Regions from separate parts of the Homo sapiens genome. Here region 2 is linked to region 1. A link is a loop called in an ENCODE intact Hi-C map of the cell type or tissue named here. Cell type or tissue: MCF 10A. All regions are shown on one strand. Links, peaks and the distances in the headings refer to the core of each region. The heading gives the core; the rest is flanking DNA.

Region 1 (11,135 bases), core at 1,404-9,403:
CACTTGCTTGGTTTTCTATGTACTTACCGCTAATTCTACCGCAGGCTCTCCAACTAATTGCTTAAATCTCTGTAGACTTCCAGATAAGAAGAATTCTAACAATTTCATCTGGAAGAAATCTCTCCTAGAACCAGACGATTTGCCCTCCTTTCCCTGGTGCAGGGTCATTATCTTGGCATCTACCTTCACCGTCATCCTGAGACTTAACTTTACCTTTGTCGTGTTGGATCTCTTGTTTTCTGTATTCCACGTCTTTTTCTCACTTGGATTGTTACTTCTCCTTGATAGAATATATTCTACAGTAGCTTACTGAGAAGGGATAAATGGGAAATAATTGGAGACCTTAATTGATAATTTGTTGGGTATAGGATTGAAAATTTCCTCTCCATGTTGAAAGCATTATTCCATTGTCAATAAGCTTTCCGTCTTCTCTCTCCAACAGGAACTTTCCATTCTAGTTTCTTTTTTTTTTTTTTTTGGCCTTTAGACCAATTTATTTTATATCCTTTTAAAATATCATCCAACAAAAAGCAATGAAGTTTACATCTAGGGCAGATACACGTAACTCAAGGCACTTGTAGTCCATCATGCCCATTGAATAACAACTTTGCTGTTGAAACTTCTTAAAACTTACCAAGTTAAAAAGCTGAGTGATGCAGAAGGAGTAGTATTTTAGTGTAATCTGTAAATTGGCTTTTCTAAGAAAGGAAATACATCCTGTTTCCCTAGATGGGTAAATAAGCAAGAGCTACATGCAGCAGTGTCAGTAGTAAGACATTTCTCAAGTCTTTTCAAATGAATCAAAGGTGGGTATGGGATAGGAGAGAAAACTGATAGAAAAACATTGACACCATAACAATATATTTAGATAATTTAACATTTGAAAAGGCAAGAGGTGGCATTTCAGCAGCAAAGTGCTTAATGAAGAGTACATTGTGGAGAGTCATACAAGAAAGTATCTCATGCCAGTCAGAATGGCGATTATTAAAAAGTCAGGAAACAACAGATGCTGGCAAGGCTGTGGAGAAATAGGAACACTTTTACACTGTTGGTGGGAGTGTAAATTAGTTCAACCATTGTGGAAGACAGTGTGGTGATTCCTCAAGGATCTAGAACCAGAAATACCATTTGACCCAGCAATCCCATTACTGGGTATATACCCAAAGGATTATAAGTCATTCTACTATAATGACACATGCACACATATGTTTATTGCAGCACTATTTACAATAGAAAAGACTTGGAACCAACCCAAATGTCCATCAATGATAGACTGGATAAAGAAAATGTGGCACATATACACCATGGAATACTATGCAGCCATAAAAAAGAATGAGTTCATGTCCTTTGCAGGGACATAGATGTAGCTGGAAGCCATCATTCTCAGCAAACTAACACAGGAAAAGAAAACCAAACACTGCATGTTCTCACTCAAGTGGTAGTTGAACAGTGAGAACACATGGACACAGAGGGGAACATCACACACTGGGGCATGTCGAGGGGTGAGGGGCACAGGGAGGGAGAGCATTAGGACAAATACCTAATGCATGTGGGGCATAAAACCTAGATGGCGGGTTGATAGGTGCAGCAAACCACCATGGCACATGTATACCTACGTGACAAACCTGCATGTTCTGCACATGTATCCCAGAACTTAATAAAAACAAAAAAAGGGGCTGGGCATGGTGGCTCACGCCTGTAATCCCAGCACTGTGGGAGGCCGAGGTGGGCAGGTCACGAGGTCAGGAGATTGAGACCATCCTGGCTAACATGGTGAAACCCTGCCTCTATTAAAAATACAAAAAATTAGCCGGGCGTGGTGGCATGCGCCTGTAGTCCCAGCTACTCGGAAGGCTGAGGCAGAAGAATTGCTTGAACCCAGGAGGCGGAGGTTGCAGTGAGCCGAGATTGCACCACTGCACTGTAGCCTGGGCGACAGAGCAAGATTCTGTAAAAAAAAAAAAGACGGCACATAAATGGTTCAGCAGCGGGATAGGTAAAGGCCTCAAAGGAAAAATTATGTCCTCGGTGTCATTGTTCTGGGAGGAATAACACATTCTGAATCTTTAACTGTCTGGAATAAATTTAGTTCCCTTGTATTTACATATTTGAAGACAATGAGTGAAGCAATATTTCCACAATAGCAGTAATTAGGAAATGTATAGCCTTCGTGTAACAGAGGTGTATATAGCACCTCTGTAGATGTGCTCAGCAGAAGAGTTTTAAGTTGTTGATATAACAAATTCATTGTGATCTTTACTCCAGTATGTTCTCCAGTATGTTAAACTCATCTCTCCCAGTGGTTCTTCACCCTGGCTGCACTTAGGAATCACATGGGAAGGTTAAAAACAACAACAAAACAGAAAAACAATTTCCATACCTCATCCTCCCTCACTGGCCAATGGAGGCCATCCTGCTAGATATTTCAATTCCTTTATTAGCATTTATCTTTAGGATTAAATAACAAAATAATTCACAGAGGAGTGGACAGTCTTCACGGTTAACCAAGGAAGGAGGCTCCTAGTTAACTGTTGGCTCTTCTAACTCTTCCTTCTTGGTAGGATCAATTTTTCTTTCACTTTGGCAGGTGTATTAGTCTGTTTTCATACTGCTATAAAGAGCTACCTGAGACTGGGTAATTTATAAAGGAAAGAGATTTAATCGACTCACAGTTCAGCATGGCTGGGGGAGCCTCAGGAAACTTAAAATCATATCAGAAGGTGAAGGGGAAGCAAGGCACCTTCTCCACAAGGCAGTAGGAAGGAGAAGTGCCGAGCAAAGGGGGAAAAGCCCCTTATAAAACCATCAGATCTTGTGAGAATTCACTCATTATCATGAGAACAGCTTGGGGGAAACTGCCCCCATGATTCAATTACCTCCACCTGGTCTCTCCCTTGATATATGAGGATTATGGGGATTACAATTCAAGATGAGATTTGGGTGGGGACACAAAGCCTAACCATATCAGCAAGTTAGCTAGCTATTTCCTTTATCACTAAAAAGAATGAGAGATTCTGAGAGGATGAGATATAGAATCAGAACATTTCTTGGAAGACACTCCTAAGGGTATCACAAATTAAAAATGGGCTCTAGTGGTGGTGGAGGGACACTTGGGAGTGCTAAACACCAAGTTTCCCATTTCATATTTTTGCCTTGAGGTTATAATAAATCAATCAAACAAAAACAAAGGGAAAAAGGAAAAGAGAGAGTATGCTGAAATTCACCCACGCATGTGTCTCTCCAGAGTGACTTTTGCAGTAGAAATCTGAAAATAATTATTTTGAGGTTCAGGTATTTATTTTTGCACCTGGCTATTTGCTAGCCTATGAAGTTATAAGAAGCTTCAAATTAGATATACATATACGTACATATAAATTACAGACATGTCGACATATACTTTCTTCTTTATGGCCAACTGCTCTTCTTACATATGGCTTTCTCACCTTAGCTGTATCTTCGACATTCCTTACCATAGGGCACTCCATGCCCCACATTCAGTTTCGGATGTTGAATAGCATGTATCAACATAGGAAAGTGGCAATGTGGCTCTCCAGGAGTAGGTGAGGGACAAGGCCAGAGAGAAAAATCAAGAAGCCCTCCTGCCTAGATACTGACTGAGGGAGGAATATAGAAAAACGAGCTGAAATCGCTCAAGTGTGCTCCCCAGCCTTCCTCTAGGTGGCATCATTTCTCACCCAGATCTACATTTTATTACCCATCAAGATTCATGGTGGTGACAGGATTAACCTTTCTCAGGGAGTCCAAGTGAAGGAAAGGATATGGAATCTTCTGTTACATTTCAGCAGGAGTCTTTGTTTTCTCTGCAAGAGGCCCCCCTGGGCTCTCTTTGCTTGTGAACTCTTCCTTTTTGCTTATGGTATAAACAATAGCTCTCTGGATCCCATCTCCTCGGGTTGTGGGCTATCTTGGTTAGCCTTTGGTTTTGCTCAGAAGAAGGCAAACTCCAAAACCAACTGGCCTGGAGCTGCAGGGACTCAGCATCCTGTTTCCAGGAGTAAGATTGTACAAATATGTTAGCTTGAGCTGTTGACTTCATTCTCTCTCTTAAAACTTTAGGAGTTTCTCTTTTACAAGTTTTAAAGACAGACTGAGCACTGGACTTTTCTTAGGTAGCAAAGCCATTTTTGTTTTAAAACCCTGTGAAGTTCCAATACTCTTAGATTTCCTTTGTCTTAAAACATGGCACTTAAATGCTTCTGGCCCTTCTTGTGTAGTATTGCTAGGTGTTATGAAGATACAAAAAAGTTCTTGTGCTATTAGCACATGATGTCAGACCATGAGGGTGAATGAGAAGCTGAACTGTGAGCTGAAGATTCTACATATGTAGGAATCTGGAAAAGACAAAGAGTCTTTCAGGATTCAGTTGCCTGAGAAGGCCTCCAGTCTGAGCCTACTACTGAAGAGGTGAGAGTGACTTTTACCAAATTCCAGATAATAACAAGGAGCATGCATTCATTCAAAGCAGCATCCTCTCTGCCCACTGCACCATGAAATTCCTGTTGCTTTCACCCCATGTAGTCCTTGAAGGCCCTATCGGTCCTCATGGACTACATGGGGTGAAAGCAACAGGAATTTCACGGGTTATAGCTTGAGGTTCTATACCAGAGATCTCCAAGAGATTCCTCATGCACCTAAGATATTGATGCCTTCTGCCTTTGGGGTGGCCAGAGCTCCCTGGCAGGTTGCTTTTTTATCCATTTATCCCAGGGAGCCAATATATGTTATCTATGTGTGCTATGTGGTAAAAACTGTTAGAAAGCACCATTTCAGATGTATCCCTCTTCTTGGAGAGCTTTGGTAGCACATGGTCTCAATGATTTGTTTTCCTGTTTGTAGTCCAAGTTACACAGGCTCTGTCAAAGTAGAAACTGTGTCTGTCTCATATGCTGTTATAGATCTAGTGCCTGCCACTGTGCCTAGCACATAGTACATGCTCAGAAAATATTTCATGAATGAATGAATGAGGAAGTCTAGGCCTTGAAGGATGAGTAAAATTTGGATAACCTGGAAGGGTTAAGGGTTTGCAAGGGTGATGAGCAATAGGAATAGAGTCAAATATGTTTGTGGTGTATGCCAGGCACAATTTGGAGGCAATGAGAAATTATCAGATCCCATCATGCCTATTTAACATAATGCTGAGTGAATAAAGAGCCACTGAAGCATCATTGCTGACAAGCAAAGTAGAAATTAGAACAAACAGGTGGTAATCGACACAACCATGTTTCTCTTAGCATCTAATTTCAAGTCAAACTCTGTGTGTCCACTATGGAAACAATGTCTCACGTGGTCAGGGGACTAATTCCAATAATTCCTAAATGTTCCCATACCATCTTGTAGCTTAGAAGCCCTCGCTGCAATCCCTGGTACCCCAGAGGCAAAGGAACACTATGCTGTCATCCTTCACAATGTGGGATTAGAGGAGTAAACCCTGTTGTTACAGGCATTGTTTTCCACATGGAGAAATGATCCTAGTGACTATTTCATACTCAAAACTTATGTCAGGTGTCACATCCTTAGGGAAATGTGCCCTGAGCTCTCTGAGGTTGAGTCAAATGCTCCTCTCTGGTTCCCACTGCACCATACGTTTAATGTTAATGAAACAACCACAGCCAACATTATTGAGCATTTCACATGTTCCAGGCATTATGTTCAGTACTTTACATAAGTTATCTTATTCAATCCTTGCCACAAAATCCTATGGTAAGCGCATGGTTATTATCTCCATTTTACAATCGAGGAAACTGGAGCAAAGATAAAATGGGTGCAGCAAATCAACATGGCACATGTATACCTATGTAACAAACCTGCACATTGTGCACATGTACCCCAGAACTTAAAGTATATATAAAAACCTAAAAATAAATAAATAAAGACATATGAATTAAAAGAAAAGAAAAACATTCTGAATGAGGAGAAATGAAAACTCCAGTCCTCCACCAGATGGTGCTGTGGGAGTCCAAAAGAAAAGTGCCCTCGGACCTCTTCCTTTCCCACTCCTTTCCCAAGAATACTCCAAATATCCGCATTTTTGTTTCTTTGTTTTTCTTTTTTCTTTTCCAGAGAAGCCTGAGTGGGTGGGAGAAACATTTTCAAGATAATGTTTAGGCAGGAATTGACATGAGTTTGATAATTTTATTTATGACTTTATGTTTTGGCCCAAAAGGCAAGATTGACCTTATTTCACTCCACCCTTTTAGATTCATGTACTTATTTCAAAGATCTCAAAGTGGTTTTTGCACCCTTGTCACCATTACAAAGCTGGAAATAAAATCTGAATTGCCCAAAGCATTGGAGGAGGCCGTGCAGTGGAGTGAAAACGTCTCCTGACTGCGAGGCAGTCTGATGGCTCTGCCATTAACTAATGAGAGACTTCAGGCAAGTCCCTTCTCCTCTCTGGACCTCAGTAGCTCCGCCTTTACAATAAGAGGGTTAGATGAGACTTCCAACCCTGAAATGTTTTATTTTCCCTGATAGTTTCTATACAAAGGACAGTAGACAATAAAAAAGATAACTGACCTCTGGTTCAAATCTCAGCTTGACCACCTATGAGCCAATCGAATTTGGACAAGTTACTTAACCTCTCTGCAACTTAATTTCCTCATCTGTATAATAGGAATACTGTTTTACCTACCTCAGAGGGTTGTTGTTAAGGATTAGGTGAGATAATGTATGTAAAGTGTTTAACACAGTGTTTGTCACTTTCAGTAAAAGCTATTATCACATAGAGCTTACCCTCACAATGTAGCAATTTCCTAGAGCTTGGGTGTTCATTTAGTAGTCATCAAAATTGGGGGAAGTTTTAAGTACTAAGCCACAAACAGTCAGGCTTGGCCCTTTTATAAGTATAATGATAAATGCATTTCATGGGTGCACTGCAAGGCTAAGTATGCAATTGAAGCAGAGAGCTGCACAAGTAACCATAAACAATGGGAATCCTCTCACACTGTTGGTGGGAGTCTAAAATGATACAAGCCACTTTGGGAAAATGTCTGGCAATTTCTTATAAAACTAAAGTACATCTTTCCCATGACCCAGCATTTCCACACCTAGGTATTTACCCAAGAAAAAGGAAAACATATGTCCACAAAAGGAATTATATGAGAACATTTAGAGCAGCTTTATTTTTAATAGCCAGAAGTTGGAAACAGACCAAGTGTTCATCAGTAGGAGAATGGATAAACAAACTGTGGTATGGTCACACAGTGGAGTACCACTCAGTAATAAAAAGGAACAAACTACTGATACTCGCAACAGCATGTGTCATGATTTATGTATCATATATGTGAATTATGTATCATTATGTATCATGTATTAGCATGAGCCTCAAAAACATTAAGCTGAGTAAAGTAAGTCTTATTCAAAAAAGTCCATGCCTTATGATTCCATATATATGAGCTTCTATAACAGGCAAAACTAATCAATGACGGAAAAAAAACAGTGGCTGCCTCTGGGAGTGAAGGGAGAGGATTGCCTATGAAAGGATGAGAGGACATGTTCTTGAGTAGTAGTCTTTATCTTAGTAGGGGTTACATTTACCAAAACTCAGAAAATATGCAGTTAATATTTATATATCTCATTGTATGTATATTTTACTTCAAAAGGAAAAAAGAATAATAAACAAATATTGGACTATAGTTAATGATAGGTATGGAGAAAGTGCTTAGGAGTGAAGTGCATACTGATGTATGCAACTTCAAAAAAAAAAAAGATAATGAATAGACAAATAGATAGAGGGAGGAGTGGATAGGTGAGGGATGAATAAAGCCAGTATAGGAAAATATTAGTGGTAGAATCTAGGTGGTTACTAGATATCCTCTGTAAAATTCTGTCAATGTCGCTATATGTTTGAAATTTTACACAATATATACTTTTTTTTGGAAAAATGTAACTTCAAAGTTTCACAGTCCCCACAGAGTGAATCTTTTTCAAAGTTGGTAAGTTTCATTACGGGAAGGCAGACCTCAGACCTAGGTAAAAATTTCCTGAGCACATATTATGTGCCAGGCACTGTGCCAGGCATGGTGAGGGGTACAAAGAGGAAGAACACAGCACCTGCCCTCATGAGGTCTGTAGGGGCCATCTGATGAGCCCATCCGTCACTATTATTCTACGCTATGAGATTGCTAAGGACAGTGAGATTTCATCTAGTTGAGAAGGTGTGTGGCATTGAAGACATTTTGGGTAATTAGTGCTGTAAGTAGGGTTGGACAGCATCTTCAGGCCGGAGCACAGAGAGTCTTGAAGGCCACAGTAAGGTGATCATTTGGAAGTCTAGTGGACCCATTCAAGAATTTTGAGCCAAGGAGTGACATCTTTAGGAATTTACTGGGAGAAAGGGGCAGGTGTGATAGATGCCATTGCTTTACGGGGGTTGGCAGGCAAGGGAGCTTTTCAGGTACCTGCAATGAGCAACGGGAGCAGCTGGAAGCATCCATAAAGAGAGGTTCAGAATGACCAGGACAGCCCCAAAGCCTAAGGAGATGAGATCTTGGTTTGATCCCCTGGGAAATGGGAAGCCATTTAGTCTGTGCCTCTGTCCTACTTCTTTGCCCAAGGATGTTGTGGCTCTGTAAGGCCATACTGGTTGTTCACAGTCAAAATCTATTCTGATGGTTTGTTAGTCCATTCTGATTGACCAGCATTGAAGATATACTGCTGTTGAATCCATACCTGCCCACCTCATAAGGTTGTTATAGGGTTAATTAGTATAATGTATGTAATATGCCTGGCATATGCTAGACACTTGATAAATGAAATCAGGGACCAAATTTGATGCTCCAGTATGTGGCCTGAATATAGGAGGATATCAGCACAAGCCCACGAAGATCTCCAAGAAGTCTCTAAGTAAGGCATTTGAAGCTCCTGAGGCCCATTCCAACCTACAAATATTGTGATCTTTATCAAACCCCAGTTAGTCTGAAATGCTGTGTATATTCCCATGGAAAAACTGAGAAGCCCCAGTTGGATTAAGGAACCGTCTAATTTATTCTCATCAGTCTTTTGAGAACAGACCTACTGTGGTGGCTTATGGCAAACCATACCCTCAAGATTGTGCTGCTAGGAGGAGGTAGAGAAGCTTGCAGCATAGCCTGGGACAGTGAGCTCAGACCACCTGGAGTCTTCCTTTTTCCAAACAAGGCTTTGGACTCTAGTGCTTAGAGATTGGGCCCAGAGTCTCAGTTCTCTCCAAATTCTGGCTGGTCGTCCTGCCCACTACTTACCCAGCTCCACATCCTGGCACTCCCTATTTGTCCCCAGTTCACAAAGAAGTTGTCTGTGAGAGTTATAAAGGCACAGACTGTTCACCGATGTGACTTGCTCACCGATGTGTCTCTAGGACCCAGCACAGTGCTTCACACAAAGTAACATGTAATAAATATTTGTTGAATGAATGAATGAATGAATGAATGATTCCTTCTCAGTCTTTAGTTGGTGCCTCATGAAGCCTTCTTTCTTTCTCTCCTTTAGAGCCCACTGTGGCTTTGCCAGCCTTCTGGACTCCGACAGTGCTTACCATCTGTGTCTGTCCTTTGGCAACTAGCCAAACTCAACTCAGTTCAATTCAACCAACTTCCATAGAGCTGCACTGTTGGCAGGAAGCACTCACAGTCTCAAGGAATGGGGAAAGCATTTCCTATCCATGGCGCCTCAATTGTACTTTTAAAACAAACTTGGCATGGAAGAGAACCTTTCCCGAGACTCTTTGAAAGTCTAAATACATGATTGTAAATTACTTCCCTTTGTCAACACCCTTGATTACCATTTTGGAAATGAGTTCCAGGTGATGGATAAACAGATGATTATTTGACAGGTATGGGGCTCGTGGAAAATGGGGGTGGAGGGGTGGTGAGGAATGAGAACCAGTGCCCATCTGGTGGATTTGCAGTTTCATTAAGTGTGGTAGGGAAAGGGGTTAGCATCTCAGCCATTCCAGGCTGGCCTGGAACTGAGATTTAAAGGATGCCCATCAGCCCCTAGTGTGAAAAGAAAGCCAGGATCCCCTCCACCCCACACCTGTTGTTTTTTTTGGAGTGCTGGGCCTTTTTAAATTTTATGACTATTCTCCGTTTCTATTTCCACCCGCTTTTACACATCTATCCCTCCCCATGCCATTCTTCTATAAATTAGTAGGTTGACTTCTCTCTGGTAGTGATTTCTTTCAATAAAACTAGAAGTAGCGTTGTGTTTATTAAAACATTATTTTAATAGCAAAACATGAAAATAACAGAAATATTACAATAAATGGCAAAGTTAAATAAGTTATGGTAGATCCATAGTCTGGAGTACTGTGTAGACAATAAAATAACACTAAGGAGTCAGTATTTAGAAAGGGAGACTTCCATGAAATTGCTATCATATTCCATTTTAATCCACTCTTTTGATCAATATTGCAGGATCTGGATGCATTCATTGTGCAATATTGGAAATTATTCTTAGCTTATAACTATACTGTGGCTGGGGAAAAGATGTTCTTTAAAAAATAAAATTTGTAAGTGATCTACTCTAAAAAAAACAAAAACAACAACAAAAAATAACGCTATGGAGAAATAGTAAATGACATGGAAAAATTTACAGTATGTTTTTAAGGGAAAAAGGCCATGAAACATGAGAGAGAGAGAGAGAGAGAGATTTGAGAGAGAGAGTCATGAGTATGCACCATTGATAATTTTTCGTTCTTTTCTCTTGTCGCTTTTTTGTGTTTTCCAAGATTTCCAAAATTTTCCTTGTTGCTTTTTTGTGTTTTCCAAGATTTCTGCATTGAATGCTGCAAAGTAAAGCTCAGAAGGGTGCATTGTGAAGAATCTGAAAGCACAAACAGGGGCATAGAGCAAGGCTTCTTTCAGTCAACGAATTTTGAGGAAGGCAAAATGCACAGAGTATTGCAGAGGAACTCCAGGAAGATGCTGTTTTTCAAATTCAAAGGGGAGAAGATGGTGTCTATTGGTGGTGAGAACTTAAGTTCCACCACAGAAGACTAAACTCTGTTAAAGAATCAATGAGTAACAACTCCTGGGTTTCTGAACATAGGGCTGAATTGATAGAAGTGGTGTTGGAGAATTATTCTAACCATAACATGATAGATTCAGCTGTAAGCCAGGAGATTCTCTGTTTGC
Region 2 (9,549 bases), core at 1,550-9,549, 930 kb after region 1:
AGGCAATGATTTCTTACATGTGACACCAAAAGCAAAAGTAACAAAAGGAAAATATTTTTGATATTTCGTTAAAACTAAAATATCCTGTGCTTTAAAAGACACCATCAAGAAAGTAAAAAGATAACCCTCAGAATGAGAGAAAATATTCAGAAATCATATATCTGATAAAGGATAGGTATCTATAATATATAAAGTACTCTTACAACTCACCAGTGAAAAGACAAATAACCCAATTGAAAATGGGCAAAGCATTTACATTGACATTTCTCTAAAGAAGATACACAAACGGCCAACAAGCACATAAGACTCTCAGAATCATTAGTCAGTAGGGAAATGCAAATCAAAACTACAATGAGACCTGTGCGGTGGCACCATGCCTGTAATTCCAGTACTTTAGGAGGCCAAAGCAGGAGGATAGCTTGAGCCCAGGAATTTGAGACCAGCCTCGGCAACAAATCAACACCCCATATCTACAAAAAATAAATAAAAATAAATTAGCCAGACATGATGGCATGTGCCTTTAGTCCCAGCTACTCAGGAGGCTGAGGCAGGAGGATTCCTTGAGTCCAGGTTTTGAGGCTGCAGTGAGGTATCATTCTGCCACTGCCCTCCAGCCTGGGTGACAGAGCCTTGTCTAAATAAAAACAACACCACCACCACCAAAAACCACCACAATGAGATACCACTTTACACTCACTGGGATGGCAATAATTAAAAATGGAAAAATAACATATTTTTGTAAAGATGTGGAAAAATTGGACTTTTGCACACAGCTGGTGGGAATGTGAAATGGTGTTGGTCCAGTAGAAAACAGTTTGGCTTAACTTCCTCAAGAAGTTAAACAGAATTACTATATGACTCAGCAAATTCACTCCTAGGCATACCTGAAAGACTTGAAAACAGGTATTCAAACAAATATTTGTCCATGAATGTTCATAGCAGCGCTATTCAAATTCACCAAAAGGTGGAAACAACATATTTGTCAATGGATGAATGGACAAACAAATGTGGTATAACCTTACGATGTATTATTATGCAACATAAAAAGAATGAAGTACTCATACATGCTGTAACATGGATGAACCTTGAAAACATTATGCTAAATGAAAAAAAAAGCAGACCCAAAAAAGTCACATATTGTAAGATTCCATTTATATAAAACATTCAGAATAGGTAAATCTATAGAGACAGAAAGTAGATTAGTGCCTGCCAGTGGCTGTGGGGACTGGAGAGTGACTCCTTAATGGATACGGGGTTTTCTTTTGGAGTGATGAGGCTGTTTTGTAGCTAGATTAAGGAGGTGGTTGCACCACACTGCACACTGTGGATGTACTAAATGGCACTCGAATTGTTTGCTTTAAAATGGTTAGTTTTAAGTTACTTGGATTTCACTTGAATTTAAAAAATAAAGAAATGAAGTACCAGCACATGCAACAACATGGATGATCCTTGTTAAAGAAGCCAGACACAAAAGCCCATATATGTTGTATGATTCCATTTATACGAAATGTCCAGAATAGGCAAATCTATAGAGACAGAAAACAGACTGGTGGTTTCGTAGGGCTGAGAGGAGGAAGGGATGAGGAAAATGGGGTCTGATTGCATGGGATTATTTTCAGGGTGATGAAAATGTTCTGGAATTAGACAGGATTGATGGTTGAAAAATTTTGTGAATATACTAGAAACCATTACACTGTACCCTTTAACAGGGTGAATTTTATTGTATATGAATTATGTCTAATATAAAAGAGAATATACTGTTTAAACAAAAATAACAGCAATGTAGTGTGGTATTTATAACATAATAAACATAGTGTATGAAAATAGTGGTGCGAAGATCAAGAGGGGAGAATTGAAAGTATACTATTGTAACATTCTTATAGCATACATGAAGTGGTATTATGTGACTTGAATATAGACTGTGATAAGTTAAAAATGTGTGCCATAAAAACTAAAGCAGCCACTAAATTAACCAAACAAAATGTTACAGTTAATATCCACAAAGGAGATAAAAGGGAATCAGAAAAAATATTCAATTAATCCAAAACAAAGCATAAAAAGTGAACACATTACGAATGAGGCAAATAGAAAACAAATAAGATAACAGAGTTGAACTTAACCATATCAATAAGCACATTAAGTGCAGTCCATTAAAAAGTAAAAATTGTCATATTGTATTAAAAAGTAGGATCCAACTATGTGACCCTCAGGAAATGCGCTTCAAATAGAAAGACAGAACTAGGTTAAAAGTAAAATAATGAAAAAATATGTTAACACTAACACAAGGAAAGCTGGATGGCAATATTGCTATCAATGTAGTTTTCAGAGCAAATAATATTAACATTTTCTTTACTATATTACCATTATAATAATAATAAAGAGATCATTTTATCAAGGGGATATAACAATCATAAATATTTATGCACCTAAAAGCAAATTTTCAAAATAGATGAAGGAAAAACAGAGCTGCAAGAAGAAAAGCACTAGCACACTTTCATGCACCCATGGGTGCTTCTGCCTGCTCAGAGAATAAAAGAAAATGCTGCTTTCTGAGTAGGAGAAGGAAGTGTTTGTAAAAATGGCTTCAGGTTGTTATCACTTTACACTCCATGGGGAGTAGTTTTCTGTGCTGTTGCTGGCCTTAAGGTGGGCAACAATTTCCACATCTGAAAGTACATAGTCAACTTAATAACATACTTAAACCCAGTAACCTCAAAGCCAGGCTTATTTCTGATTACAATAAGCTATGCAGAGCCCTATTTTAGCCCACATGTTCTCTAACTTGTCTTTAACCTTTCCTGCCTCTCTAATCTGATAAATAGCCACATACTGCTTGGCCCAGCTGGCTTTATGTTTGCTCATATGATTCCTAGTGTAAATTTCCGCTAAAGGGAGTCAAATAAGGGAAACTTCTGCATGTAAAATGTGACCAATGGAGGTTACAGCTAGCAAACTCAAATTGCTTCTATAAGTTTATGTATATTAAGTGTAAACAAAATATAACGAACTTTACTGTTGGAGCTAAAGAAATTTTCCCCTCCATGGAGTCCTTTCTGCATTGTCTATAATAGATAATAAAATTAGTAGGATGGTCTCAGATTTACAAAACTGGCCCTTCCTTAGACACTAATAGCATTGACGAGGCTGCAGGCCAGGGCATTTAAATTCCAGGAGTTCATCTGGATTCAAAAGCCCTGAGGAAGTTCACATGAGGGCACCAGGCCACACCCATAAAGTTTTCTTTAGCTATAGAGGCTTAGACCAGACAGAGTATCCTGAGGTACAATGGATTAACTATAAGCCCCCTGTGCCTAAAGGTTAATTCCAAGGGGTTTCAGGTGCTGCAAAGGTGCTAGGAAAGCATTCATCCTTACCTGGGAACCAAGACTTCCAAAACATACAGCCTATCACTTCTCATGAGGCAGAGACCTCTATATATATTGCTATGAATGTCTACCACACAGGATTATAAGATTTTAGATATAGGCATCTTCATGGCTCAAAAGTGACGATTAGATTTGGAGTGAAAAGAACTTAGTAACTTGTGACTTTTGGGGTCAGTTAACCATTCCAAGGCTCAGCTTCCACATCTGTATATTGGAGACTAATCCTTGCACTGCTTGAGTACATCAGAGTTGTTGAGACTCAGATGAAATGTGTAAAGGATGATATTTTAATAAGAACTACATACATATAAGGTGTTAGTCTTATTACTACTGAGGTGTTAGAGGTAGCCTTCCTTGCAGCCCAAGCAAAGGTCAAATTATTGTGTCAGAGAGACACAAGGATCTGACATCGGGGGTTACCATTGTAGCTTATGATAGACTGGCAACAGCAAGCACTTTGCTGGCCCTATGAAAATCAACCAGGAAACTATTTTGCTTGAAGAGAGAGTATGTTGGCTTCTTGGTAGGTTCGGTGTGGGACTGGTTGAAATTACCAAGTACAGTATTCTCAGGCTGTCTTTGGCTTTAGAACATGACCTGTCTTCCATAATCCCTAGTATAAGCATTCACTCTGGTACCCTTGAACAGAAGGGAAGCAGATGTGAAGAACTTCTGCAGGCTTACTTTTACAGATGCTCTTGAGGCTAGAAAACCACTAATAAATTACTCATTTCTCAGCTAGTAACACTTCAGGGCTTTTCACTGACTGCAAGCAGGTATATCTGGCTTAGCAGATTCCTCTGGTTGAAGTAATACTACCGGGAGTTTCTCTTTGGAGCTTTCAGAGATGAGTTATTGGTACTTGTAATCTAGTCTGCTAATGAGTTAACAAATTAATTATTTGAAGTTAAGATGTAGGAAGACAAATGACTACCTGGGGGAAATAAAAGTGCATTCTTTAGAGATCCAGTGGGACACTAATTGGAAAAAGATAAATAATTTAGGATCATAAGGAACATATTTTGCCTCATTTCACCATAAGTACCCTGGAACACAGCTTCCAATAACTCTTGATAAACTAGGTCTTAGATTAAGTGGTGTTAAGTCATATTTCTGCTGGCCCATCCCTTAGTTCAAAGTCAAAGATGCATGCTTAATCATGCATGTCAGTTTTATCAATTCACCCTCATTTTGTCACATATGGAAATAAAGCACTTTCTCTAGATTTTGGAAACTAGAAGTGTTGAGTATTCGTTGGAGTATCAACAACAAAAGTACAACACACTTAAATTAGGATAATCTGAGGAGAGTTTAATTAGAAATATATAGATGGTGTGGAGGGGGAATCACAAATGGTTGTTCAGGAATCCAGGTCTAGCAGCACAGCAACAGCAGACTTGTCACCATACCCATCACACCTAGACCTGAAAACATGAGAAGGGGTTAGTAGAACCAGAAAGGAAGATAATTAGGAATAGTAAGTCATCTTGAGAGCAGTAGGGACATTCAATTGAGAGTCACAAACCAACCTGAGGTAACCTCATAGAGAAAGAGCCATGAAAATAAATACCCTAACCCAACTCTTGTCCCCTCCTCTGGTATTCTGCTGGGACTTCCAACTGGTTGAACCCAATCAGAAGCCAGAGGGCTCAGGAACCCTCTGGGGCAGAAAGCAGGATGAAATGTGATGGTAGAGGGGGAAACAGAAGATATTTGGCATAAATTGGTATTATGTAAGCAATTTGTTATCCTGTAGGGTCAGGTGTTGGGTATGCAGTCCACTAACAGAGAAATAGATGATTAAGATTACATAAATGTGATTTTAGCCCATGTTTTGGGGAACAGGTTGGTGAGCCAGCTTCCTCCAGACAGCTACTCTTACAAAAATCCCCATTATCTGGCCTAGAATTAGTAAGATTTGGTAGTCAAAGACAGACTAGCATACCTCTTTTCCAGTATACATACAGTAAGTCCTCAGTTAACGTCCATAGGTTCTTGGAAACTTTGACTTTAAAGCTAAACGACATATAACAAATCCATTTTTTCTTCATCAACATTATAACTGAATAATATTGGACATCGTTTCCTTTAAAGTCACAGCTTCTAAAAATATATTGACCACGTGAAGTGAGGATTTACTATATTATGGTCACTGCTTATTCTCCTGGTTGAGGTTGAGTTCATTTTAGATTGCTATCCTTCATGGTGTCCTTAGCTAACAAGCATCCAATCAATATTTGTTGATATAGAACTCAGGAGACAGGCCTCTCTGGATTCAATTCCAACTTAGGAGTATTTCCACCAAACAAACTTTCCAAGCTCCCTGAATATACTCTAAAACCACTGCTCTAAAATGGAAATGACATGATTTTAAAATATTATTCAATTTATTTTGGAGCTGCCTAGGGATGAAGGTGTTTGTATAGTCCAGCCTGAGAACTGAGTTTCTCTGCCAAGGAAACCAACTGAAGTTCCGGCCAAACAAAAGTGATTGCTCCTTGCTTCTGTGTTGAGAGGCATGGGAAGTGCTACCAGAACCAACTGTTAATCAGGCTCTTAAGAAGAGAATCTAACCAACATGAAGAAACCCCGTCTCTACTAAAAATACAAAATTAGCCAGGTGTGGTGGCACATGCCTGTAATCCCAGCTACTCTGGAGGCTGAGGCAGGAGAATCGCTGAACCCAGGAGGCAGAGGTTGCAGTGAGCCGAGATCGTGCCATTGTACTCCAGCCTGGGCAACAAGAGCAAAACTCCGTCTCAAAAACAAACAAACAAAAAAACAAAAGAGAATCTTTGACAGCAAAGCTGTTCTCTTCGTTTTGGATGCAGACATTGGGAAACTAGGCCACCTCTTCAAGTACTTGCTAATGATTTTTATGAGGCTGAAAGAATAAATGAAACTTAAAACAGGGAATCTAGAGACAGGACTTTAGACAACCCTACCACCACCACCAATGAGCTCAAATCATTACACATGCTGATTCATTTTTATAGGCAATAGTGCCCTCTTGTGATTAACTTCTGAATAAGCATTTGATGGCTTGGCATGACATTGAGGCAAAGAACCTTATTGCCACTACAAGAATGAAAAAGTGTTGTTCAAATTTGGATGGGTGGGAAAAAACATCATACAATCACAAGGTGTCCAATACAACCTCCTTTGGAAGCAATGAGTGTGACACCAACATAGCAAAGATCAGGCCAATAAGCTATAAAAATAATTGGAATGTCTACTTTCTTACACAACACATGTGTGTGTATACACTTATCCATATGTGTGTGTGTGTATATATATATTACGTAATATATATATAATGGAAGTTATTCATGTAGACCTCAATTTTTCTGAAGATACATGTGCACGTGTGTGTGGGTACACACACACACACACACACACACACACACACACACACACACATACACAGCTATAAAATACTAGGATTTGGTCCTTAAGTAACATCTGAATCACGAAAGATTCATTAACTGGTAAAACCACATTTGGTACACATAAATATTTGGTAGTCAAACTATCTGATTAAGCAGAATAGTTCATTCATTTCCTGCCAATGTGAGAAAGCTATTAATTGTGTATGACTGTAAAACTTACCATAGTACTTCTGGAAATTTCACAGATGATAAAAAAGCAAAAAAAAACAAAAACAAAAACAAAACAAAACAAAACACAAAAAACTCACCATAGGTAACTAGTAGAGCAGCTAGATTAATCTTTGAATAATTCATGGCAAGAGAGGGTTAACAATATTAATGTCCTGGAATGAATTTGTGTACTTCAAACAACAAAGCAGGGCTAGGAATAGTTAGGAGATTTAAGAAACACATAGACTAGCTGCACATGCAACAATTTAAAAATTAGGAGGTTCTGGGATGGGCGTGGTGTCTCACACCTGTAATCTCAGCACTCTGGGAGGCCGAGGCAGGCAGATCGCTTGAGTTCAGGAGTTCAAGACCAGCCTGGGCAACATGGTGAAACCCCGTCTCTACTAAAAATACAAAAAATTAGCCGGGCGTGGTGGTATGCACCTGTAGTTCCAGCTAGTCTGGAGGCTGAGGTGGGAGAATCGCCTTGAACCCAGGAGGTGGATGTTGCAGTGAGCCGAGATCACGCCATTGCACTCCAGCCTGGGTGACAGAGGAGACTGTCTCAAAACAAAACAAAACAAAACAAAACAAAACAAAACAAACAAACAAACAAAGGAGGTTCTTTTTGGGCCAAGGCTTTCAACCAGCTATAAATGAGAGGGAAAGCTACAAAAAGCAAAATCTCTGGAATTAGTGTTTGCGACTATAACAGAAGGGGCACCTTTGAGTGTACACCATGTAGAAGAATCTGTGGGGCTGTGATATGGTGTTTTCAGTTACAATTACTCATTACTGACTTTATGCATGGGACTAAATGAAAAAATAGAGCTAAAATTTGCGATTGGTGGCTATCCAGAATCAATAAAATAATTAGATAGTTATCATTGTTTGGATCCTAAGTTTTACCACCAGAGATTCTAAGCTTTAGATTTTACATAGGTCCATATTAGGATTTAGAATACTCAAAATTGTTTTGGTTGTTTTATCTTTTAGCTGTAACACAAATTTTACTATGGAAGTTTTTAATATTTTATTTTTAACCAGTCCTTGACTATTTTAGAGAACTATGCGTGTTCATTCTTAATCATTAAGAATATTAGGTCACTAACCTGCTTTAAACATTATTAATGAATTCTTCCCCAAATAGAAGCCAGTTGTTTCCTTTCTTAGCCATTAACACAATGTTGTCAAGAAATTTATTATCTTGGAAATGTCTTCCAATAGGTAGTTTTCTTCATTGGAAAAAGTTTACATTACTATGTTTTCTATCTACTAACAGAGTGATCAAAGCGTGGAGAAACTGATTCCCTGGGAAGAGATGACTTGTTGATGTGCAGATTGGTAATCTATCTGTAAATGAGCAGGGGTTTTTTCCACACAGGCTGAAGAGATACACAACAGACCATCCTTACAACATATATCTTTAATTAAATTTATATTGGTGGGTTTAAAAAACATTAAGTCAGGAGATGATAGCTAGGGAAATAAGGTATCCTGTGAGTATTTATAACAAAATATTTAAAATTTAAAAAGAATAAGAAACATCAATTGGCTTTTTGTAACTTAAAAGAGACTAACCAAGTGTTGTTTCCCAGTTCTGTACAAGCAGAGGCCACAGGAGGATTCTTACATAAGAAGCACAGGGAAAAGAATTGTTAATTCTGCGTGTGTGTTTTTGTTTCTCAGAATTGTTTGGAAGAACTTTGTCCAGTCAGAAATGAGTAAAAACAAGATGTAAGAAACATTAAAACAGGGGGCATATGGTCTTAAGAGATAATCTTGGAGAATATAGCAAAAGACAAATTGCTCCATTAGATATTATAATTTGGTATGTAACATGAACATTTAAAATTCTGATTAAAGTGACTAAAAGGGTTTGTTTTTTAAAAAAAATCAAAACAGAACTTACGGGATAAAACTCAAAATAAATTTACTCTCAGTAGTAACTTGATGTAGGAATATAAGTCCTCTCACTTTGATAAACATGAATATAAAATATTGCTGTCTGTATTCTAGGGTTTCCTACATTTTCTGTAAAGAGTGATTCATGCTATGTCATATGTAAATGACTCAACATTTTGAGCTAAAAGGCTGTTCACAATATACACATTCTTTACTTACAAAGCAAAATAAGCTTAACACCTTTATATTAAAAACCCGGGATACAGCAGGATTAGTAGCACCGTGAAAAATAATTCTTCCCACAAACTGCAGTCTTTTATTTTACTCAATGTGACTCTTCTCTTAATTGAATTTTTAATGTACCATTTTAGTAACTGGGCAAAATATATAATTTTCATCTTATAATTCTTGGAGAAAGTCATTCTGGACCCAAAAAGTAAATTCACTTCCTTATTTCTTTAGTAGAAAAATAATAGAGACTTTGCTCTGGCGCATTGCTGAGGTACATCTGAATCTTCATGGTTACTAGTCAGCATGTTATCTTGATCATATATAGTAGCACCATTGACGGCAGCAGTAGTAAAGTTGGGGACAATGAGACACTGCATCCTAGGAATTTTATATATATATATATCACATTTTAAAACACAAAAGGAATT

Evidence for each region. A loop is a pair of places that touch in the nucleus more often than their neighbours do. Peaks named below come from ENCODE experiments on the same cell type or tissue, not always from the same donor. Only the 100,000 strongest peaks of a DNase experiment are listed, where the experiment ranks them.
Region 2: a loop joins it to region 1, with 14 times the contacts of the local background. A loop is called at or near these places in 4 of 110 quality-filtered maps.

What each region holds. Positions count from the first base shown.
Region 1 is chrX:109,627,934-109,639,068 of GRCh38, reverse strand. It overlaps the pseudogene PPP6CP. Among named protein-coding and RNA genes, the nearest start is that of KCNE5, 8.3 kb to the right of the region's middle. In MCF 10A, for the core only: CTCF peaks have their summits at 5,719 and 5,957 (motif pointing right); no DNase peak of the experiment used is centred there.
Region 2 is chrX:108,696,389-108,705,937 of GRCh38, reverse strand. It overlaps COL4A5 (collagen type IV alpha 5 chain), which reads right to left. Exons shown (of 53, transcript NM_033380.3): 53 at 8,393-9,549. Among named protein-coding and RNA genes, the nearest start is that of IRS4-AS1, 35 kb to the left of the region's middle. In MCF 10A, for the core only: a CTCF peak has its summit at 6,396 (motif pointing left); no DNase peak of the experiment used is centred there.